Linked DNA regions of Homo sapiens: region 1 is linked to region 2. Evidence: chromatin contacts called from ENCODE Hi-C data. All regions are on one chromosome and are shown on one strand. Each heading gives the region's core, a stretch centred on a gene start or an enhancer-like site at or near the end of the contact. The rest is flanking DNA. Distances are from core to core; before and after follow the strand shown.

What was found. A loop is a pair of places that touch in the nucleus more often than their neighbours do. Pooled maps may share reads with other maps.
Region 1: a map with no recorded cell type shows a loop between it and region 2 (7-fold over the local background). The contact joins two enhancer-like sites. A Hi-C loop is called at or near these places in 3 of 37 single-sample maps with no recorded cell type and 3 of 50 pooled maps.

The regions. Positions count from the first base shown.
Region 1 is chr7:31,888,415-31,892,530 of GRCh38, reverse strand. The region is part of intron 2 of PDE1C (phosphodiesterase 1C); the gene reads left to right. Among named protein-coding and RNA genes, the nearest start is that of PDE1C, 180 kb to the left of the region's middle. Within about 2 kb of position 2,055, at least 2 of the 41 ENCODE cell types and tissues checked have a DNase peak (open chromatin) inside an H3K27ac peak, as active enhancers do.
Region 2 is chr7:30,793,905-30,797,832 of GRCh38, reverse strand. The region is part of intron 5 of MINDY4 (MINDY lysine 48 deubiquitinase 4); the gene reads right to left. The region is part of intron 7 of INMT-MINDY4 (INMT-MINDY4 readthrough (NMD candidate)); the gene reads right to left. Among named protein-coding and RNA genes, the nearest start is that of MINDY4, 24 kb to the right of the region's middle. Within about 2 kb of position 2,517, at least 7 of the 41 ENCODE cell types and tissues checked have a DNase peak (open chromatin) inside an H3K27ac peak, as active enhancers do.

The DNA.
Region 1 (4,116 bases), core at 806-3,305, 1.1 Mb before region 2:
ACTGAAAAAGGAGAGGGAAGATGCAAATCGTGCTTCATATCTTAGAGTCCCAGGGGATCACTGCCAGTAGAGGTGTAATTAGTGAGCCTTTAGTAAAGTCACTGGGATTCTTTTTCTCTCACCGTTTTAGTGTGGTGACCATTTGCTAGCATCTGAGTTTCTTCAGTTGATCCTGAGAACCTCCATTTGTCTTTCCCAGGGTTTCCTCAAGGCATGAGTCTGGTTCTCACCAAGCTCCAAGCATCACTGATTATAGCCCTCACTGGATGCTCTCCAAAGTCATCAGACACAGTTAGTAGCTCACTGGTGAACATTTACCCCTAACTCTCTTACTGCTGCTGAGGCCAAGCCGAAGGATCTGGAGGACACTAAGTAGACCACTATTTAAGAACAGAGAGACACTTATAAAACCAGCTGGGGAAAGGACAACTATGTCCAGCCTTTTGTCATCAATATTCCATTGAGCTGGATAACTGTGTCCCACTTTTTAAAACTAAATGTTTAATTTTGAGATAATTGTAGAGTCACATTATTGTAAGAAATAATACAGAGGAATTCCCATGTACCCTTTACCCATTTTCTTCCAATGGAAACATTTTGAAAAACTACAGGACAATTTCACAACCCAAGATACTGATATTAGCATAATCTACCAATCTTATTCAGAGCCCTCCAGTTTTATTGTACTCACGTGTGTGTGTGTGTGTGTGTGTGTGTGTGTGTGTATGAATGCATTTGGTTCTGTGCAACATAATTGCAAGTGTAGGTTTGTACAACCACCACCACAGTCAAGGTATAGAATAGTTCACCAGTAGGTTCCCTTTGTTGCCCTTCTTACACGTGTCTCCCTCTTCCTCTCCCTTCTCTCCAATCCCTGTAAACCCCTAATCTTGTCCTCCATTTTAAGAATATTACATAAATGGAATCATATAGTATATAACCTTTTGGGATTGGCTTTCTTCACTCAACATAATTCCCATGAGAACTGTCTCATTTTTGTCAAAATGCTTGGGAGATTATCTGATAATTAGGATGATTACGTTTCTTAGTTTTAAAGGATTTTAAAGTTAGAAAGTATCTTTAATATACAACATTCCATTTGACTCTTTCAAAGGAGCAGAAAGTAAAGGTTTAAAGGAAAAAACAAGTATTGGTGATAGGATTGCATTTTCTAGGTGGGGCAGAGATTGGCTGGATCTCCACTAAAACCACCACCTCTTCCTCTTGAGCCTACCACAGGACTGTGTTTTCCAGCTTCTCTCTTGGAAAGACGTAGTTAGGTGACTATGGCTTCTGGACAATTGGAAGTGACCAGGAGCAATCAGTTCCAGTTCCAGTCTGGTTCATAAAAACCTCTCGCACATGTCCTTTTGCATCCCTTTTCCTTCTGTGACAATCTTGGAAACCCATGGTGAACTTAGAGGAGCCACAAGGTGGGACAGACAACCCCTATTTAGCTCTCCAGGATTTCTTGACATTTAGAGTTCTGAGTCACAGGAGGTGTGGGAGCAGCTACTGTGCGCCTGGAGGAAGTGGAGTGGAGGGAAACAATAGCAGACTCCAACAGTTCCTTTCCCATCATTTCCTCCCCAGTGTGGTGGGGCTGCCTCCTGTCCCAGACCAAGAAGATGCACTGTCTTCACACACACATTCAAAGCGGCAGCCTCAGGTCACCTTAGAGGTTTCTCACGGTTTTCTTTGAGGTTTTTTTCCTATAATTTTTCTTGAGTTAATCTTAAGAAAGGGAACTGTGCCAATTCAGCATCTTGTTAGCCATTATTTGAAGGTTTTTAATCTATGAATTAATTTATTTATTTCTGTTATTATAAAAGAAAAAAGAAGTAGAAATGAGAAAAATGTAACCTTAGGTTTATCTTACCAAAACTTATATTTGTAGTATGGTAGAATTCCTGTGATTTTGCTGGCTGAGGGAGCTTTAGCTCCTCTGGATAATCATACCAACATGATGCAATTGAGGTTGAATGAGGAACTAAATTCAGAAAAGGAAAGCAAAGGAGTCACGGGACCGGGTTGACTATGAAGACATGGAAAGATGTGTCTTGACGTGTCTAGGCATGGGTTGCAACCTTCCTAAATCTTCCTGCAAACTTGCTTCTCATTTCTGCTCAGCTTCCTGTTCTCATTAGTGCCATTCAAAGATGTTTTTAGTTCTTCTCATTTCTTTGGTCTATTAAGACAGATGTTGAAGTGGCATGTTTATCAGCAGGCAGAAGTGACAGTGATTCTTTCCACATGAATAGCTGCAAATGAACACTGGCTTCTGGAACTTACCTCTTGGTAGTCTGTCAGGATCTTAACTGCTTCCCTCTCCCCAGTCCCCAGCATGGCCTGGGGTGGATTCTGAATGATGCTCTGGGTTGTATTTTTCATTCTTTTTTATTTCTTCACCCAGAAGAACAAGTGGGTTTTCATAATAACATCCTTTCCCAATAAGGTCTGCTCGCCTACAAACTTTGGAGAGAGAATGTTTACCTTCACGAAAGATTTTCTTAGCATAATTTGGAATCTTACTCTAAAAAAAAATCCGCTATGTCCTTTTAACAAAATGTGTGAGTTGATTGGCAATAAAAACAGGGGATAAACTGGTTTTTAAGAAACACTTATTTATAAGGCCAAGAATGACTGTTAGGGAGCTCCTTTCTAAAGTACTGCATTTGATAAGAAGTGCAAAGGAACAAAGTCAATATTATTGCTCAAAATGGATTAAAACTTTAACCCTGAGTCGTAACACCTTCTAGAGTACCATAAGAATAGAAGGCTTCTTTTGGACTTGACAGTGCATTTTGGCTGGTGTTCCCATGCAGTGAGCTGACACACTCACTTTGGACACACAGTTGCCCACATACTCTCACACCCACAAACATATATCCCCAAAGGAGATTCACTCTGTAGAGCAGAACAAGGAGGAGACTGAGCATGCAGGGCTCCTCTGTGGCATAGCTTCACGAAAACCAAAGGAATGGAAATATTCATCAGAAAATCCATGGCAACCAAGACAGAGTATGCAGTGATGCCCTTGACTGGGTATCCAAAGAGTGGGTCCCTGCATGTGGAATGGAACAATCACATGTAGAATAGGATAGTTCAAAAACAACTTACATTGCCTGTTTTCTTTTTTCTTGTAGCATGTTTTCTTGTCCACTTATGTTGTGCTTATATGAATATAAAAATACATATGCACATCCTCACACATACCAGCTGGATGTTGAAAGGAAGAGAGTTGGAATAGTGAAGTGGTAGAGGGACATGGGACCAGAATTAAATGCTTTATAATAAGTCTTGATATGTAGGATAGTAACAACAGTTTTGTTGTTTTACCACATCAACTATATTTCATTCTTCACATTTCTAAGTAAATTTTAGAATCGGTTTCCACCAAATGACTTGTGGTGAATTTGTTTGTAATTTAATCTACAGGTGAATTTAGGGAGAATTCATATTTCTAAATGTTGAGTGTTAAAATTCATGAGCATGGATTCTTCTTCCATTATTTAGGTCATTTAAACTTCTCTCAATAATATCTTACCATTTTCCATGTAGATGATTTTATATATTTTGTAAGATTTATTCCTAGAAACTGTTTCGTTTTGATGTTTCTGTGAATGGTACCATTTTCTAATTGTTTATTGCTGTTTATCAAGTGGCATTGCTAAATTCACCTCTTAATTAGAATAACTTATTTGCTGCTTTTTAAAGATATTATTTTTTTCCAGTCCTATGTCTATTATTTCTTCTTTCTTTGTTGAACTGGTGAAGACTTCCCATACAATATTCAGTAGATCAATTACTCTGATACAATTCTGTATCATTATTCTGATACAGAATTATTAATAGTTTACCTTTTTCTTATGTCAATTTTGATAAATTAATATTTTATGGAATTTTAAAATTTCATCTAAATTTTTAAATGTATCTTCAGAAAGGAATTTATGATATCCTTTTACCTTTCTAAATGTCCACAGAATCTGTAGTAATAGTCTCTTTTTATCCTTGATATTGGTTATTTATATCATTTCTCTTTTTTCTTGATCAGTCTTGCTTGACCTATCCATTTTATTAAGCATTTCAAAGACCCAGGTTTTGGCTTTGCTAATT
Region 2 (3,928 bases), core at 1,268-3,767:
GCTCTCTTCTACTACTGCAGTTGCCTAACTGGTCTCCCTGCCTCCACACTTGCCTTCCTCCTTCCACACTTGAATCTATTCAACACAGCAGCCAGAGGGACCCTATTAAAACACAAGTGAGATCACAGCATGTCTCTGCTCGACCTCCAAAGGCTCCCATATCTCCTAGATGCGGGAGTATCCAAAGTAAAAGCCAATGCATTCAGCAGCTTCCAGGCCCCACATGACCAAGCCCTTGCTTCCTTTCTTGCTTTTTTTCCTCTCTCCCTCATGTAGTCCAGCCTCAATCAGTAACATGCTCCCACTGCAGGGCCTGTGCACAACTGCTGTCGGCATTTGCGTCCAGAGATCAAAGTGCAAGTTCCCTGTCTCCTTTCTGGCCTCCTCTCAAGTGTAACCCTCTCTGGTAGGTTTTCCTGGCTACCTCTTTATAAAATAGCAGCTCTGTCCCCAGGGCTCCCTGTCACTCTTCCATGATTTATTTTTCCCCTTAGCACTTGTAATCCTCAGATATGTTATATATTTCCTTGTTTTGGTGTTATTGTGGGCTGCCTCGTCTCACTGGAAGTGGAAGATCCAAGAGGGCAGGGACTCAATCTGCTTTGTTCACAGCTGACTGGCTGGTGGGTCTGGCACACAGTAGGCCATCGCAGGTGGTGTGCTGGTAAATGTTAACAACTGGCTCTCCAGGGATGGGGACCTTGATTTGCTGCATTTGCCAATCTCCATGGTATAAATATTCTAAACATGACCAATTCCAAGCTACCAATGTGATGTCACTGAATGCAAAGTTAAGAAGGGGCACTAAAAATCAGCATTCGAAGCCAGTACAAGCCATCTTTAACATACTGCTGGTCCTTGCTAAATAGTTGTTGAATAAATTAACTGAATAAATGAGTATGTCTGTGAATTGACAGGGTCTTTTTTTTTTTTTTGAGGGTATGACTCCAGGAATTCAGAGTCTGAAATCAAGTCTACCCAAAACCAAAGGATCTGTAACATGAAGAGCAAGACATCATATGTTGGTTAGTGACATCTGTGATGGAGGCTTTAAGTGAATACAGGAGGAGCATGCCTATTTAAAAAGAAAGCTTTAAACATTAACTACAAGGGAAAACAGAGTTTATGAAAATAACTTTGCTACACCTGCAAAAGCTCAAGTGAGTCATTTCCTTTCTGTTCTCTGGGGCTCTATTTTCCCCGCCTGCCAAATAAAGGGTTTGGATTCTAAGGATCTTTCCAGCACTGACAGTCTATGAAGTTAAGAATGTAAACAAGTCCTAAAGATGCATGTATTCCACCCTGCTTTTTAAAATGCTTAATTTAAAATCTTTTTTAAAAGTCTAAATTAGACTTCAATTGCATGGACTATATCATACTTCAAGGCTGTATTCTGGGAAGATACTCACTTTCTCCAGGACAAAATCCATTTCATGAAATTAATGATGACCCTAAGCTCCATGGACTCACCACAGCAGGCCCCAAAGCTAGACATCCTCCCCTCACCTAAGCCTGCTGCTTCTGGGGATGGCATGGCTGTGGGTTTCCTGTTGCCTTTTCCACACAAGGTCCAGATAAAAAAGAGACAGATGTGACAGTGAGACAGGGGGAAATGTGAAAAACACAAAAAAATCTTTTGAGAGTGGTCAGAAGGGAGATTGAGAGAGTAGATGAATATTTTAAAAACCATAGTGAGACAAAAAAAAAAAAAGTACAGTGCTCCAACAAACAGCTGCCCTCTGTGGCAGGCATAAAAATGACCCCCTCCCTCAACTATGTCCACATCCTAATCCCAGACCCCCTGAATGTGTTCGGTTACATGGCAAGGGGGGATTAAGGTTGCAGATGAAATCAAGGTTGCTAATCAGCTGACCTTGAGATATGCTGAGTGTTCTGGATCAACCAGGTGGGTCCAAGGTAATCACAAAGGTCCTCAAAAGCAGAAGAGGGAGCAGGAAGGGGAAAAGCAGAAAGAAGGCAGCCTGAGCAGGATTCAGCCAACGTCACTGGCTTCAAAGGTGAAGGAAGGGAGCCAAGGAATTCAGGTGGCCTCTTAAACCTGGAAAAGGCAAAGAAACAGATTCTCCCCTAGAGGCTCCAGAAGGAATGCAGCCTGCTGACACCTGGATTGCAGACCAGTGAGACATCCTTCAGACCTCTGACCTCCAGAACCATCAATCTGTGTTTGTCCTCAAGCCACTAAGCTTATGGTAATGCTACACCAGCAACAGGAAACACATGCACCCCTCTATTTGCCTATACTGTCAGGTCATCTGGTCCCTGACCCTGATGGCCTGTGTGACCCTGGAGAGGTCTGTGCCCCTCTCTGGGCCTCAGAACCCTCATTTATACCATAGGCCTTCATATCTTGGTACCCCTGGATCCCACGGCTCCATGGTTGAAGCCATGTGACAGGGCACACATTTGCTCACCAGCCCTGACCCTTAGATGTCAGTGCTGTGGCAACTGCTGTGGGTTGAATTCCTAAGGGAGGATAAAACTCTTCTCAATTCATGACCACAGTTACACCCAGGTTTCTGAAGCTGACTGAGCAAGTAAGTGGCTGGAACTTGTGCAGCCTATGCCTACACCTATTGCTAGATGCCCAGCATGGTGTGTTTTGAGTTAATCTGCAGAAAGCCAACTGTAGGAGTGTCCATGTGGCCATCTGCAGGTCCAGAAACTCACTCTGAGGGGCCCTCAGACAAATGACAGGCCAGCACACCCCAACGGAGGGCTGTGAGCAACACAAGTGAGGTGCCTCCAAAGAACCCACCTTCACAAAGTGCCCCTGAGGAGCCAAGAGGCTTGGAAGACCTAGCCCTGGGGGGTTGTAAGTAAAAATTTCCTCTCCCATGCTCCGTACTACATCTGAAGTTTCCTGAGGGTCTACTCAGGTCAGGTGTGTGGGTGACAGCAAGAGCCACAAATGTGTAGAGAAAGGCCCCCGCCCGCAACACAGCACTCTAGCGAGAGGGAGAGAGAGACGAGGGTTAGAGGACTGCCCAGTCAGGGCCAGAGTCCCCATGGTTCTGAGTGATGGTGAGAGGAACCCAACAAGGGCAGCCCTGACAAGCCAGCGACAAGTGACAGGTGGCCCCAAACAGCCACAACCCCCACAATGGGAGTCCAGGTGACATATTTTCCAAGCATCTCTTGATATCAAAGGGCACAGAAGAAAAACAAAAAATAAACCAGAAAATAGTCCCTTCAGCTCCCGGAGTCAGATCTGAGGAGTGTCAGAGTTAGGAGGGCCTGACTGCACAGATACTCACACCGCCTAACATCTCAGCAGGTTGCATCCTCCACCTGCCCCCTAACCCCACCTGTGCCCCTAGGTGTGACTTCCATGGATTTTCCTGAACCTGATGTTTGGAGGCCCAAAAAGGGCCCCAAGTAGCTCCCTCTCCTCCAGCTTCCTTAGGACAGAGCGGTGGAGCTGGCTCTGTGCATATGGCCAGCTCTGATGCCATCTCACTGCACTTTCCCACGCTTTAGAAGAATTATATGTGCACATGTGTGTCTCCCCTTGAAGAACTCACAGGACCTGGTACACACTAGGACTGAGACCCATGTTTACCAAACTGAATTAAACAAAAAACAAGGGGAAGGGGGCACTGATGGAGGGGAGTTGGGAAGGGCAGGGGATGCAGATATATTTACCATTGGGATTACTTTGGCCCTGGTTTCAAATCAAGAGCACTGTGTAGAGTTGTGTAGTATGTGCACTACACAAAGACGCCTCGCTGAGGCAGTGAGAGAGAGCTGAAATCCAGCCCATATTCCATTTGCCAGTCTGTGTGCCCTTGGATCTGCACCCACCCAGAACCTTGTCAGGTTCCTTGGATTCTCTGTGCCTCAGTTTCCTCATCTGTGAAATGGGGATAATAATTGCTGGGTTGAAGGATGCTTTTTCTCAACTCCCAGT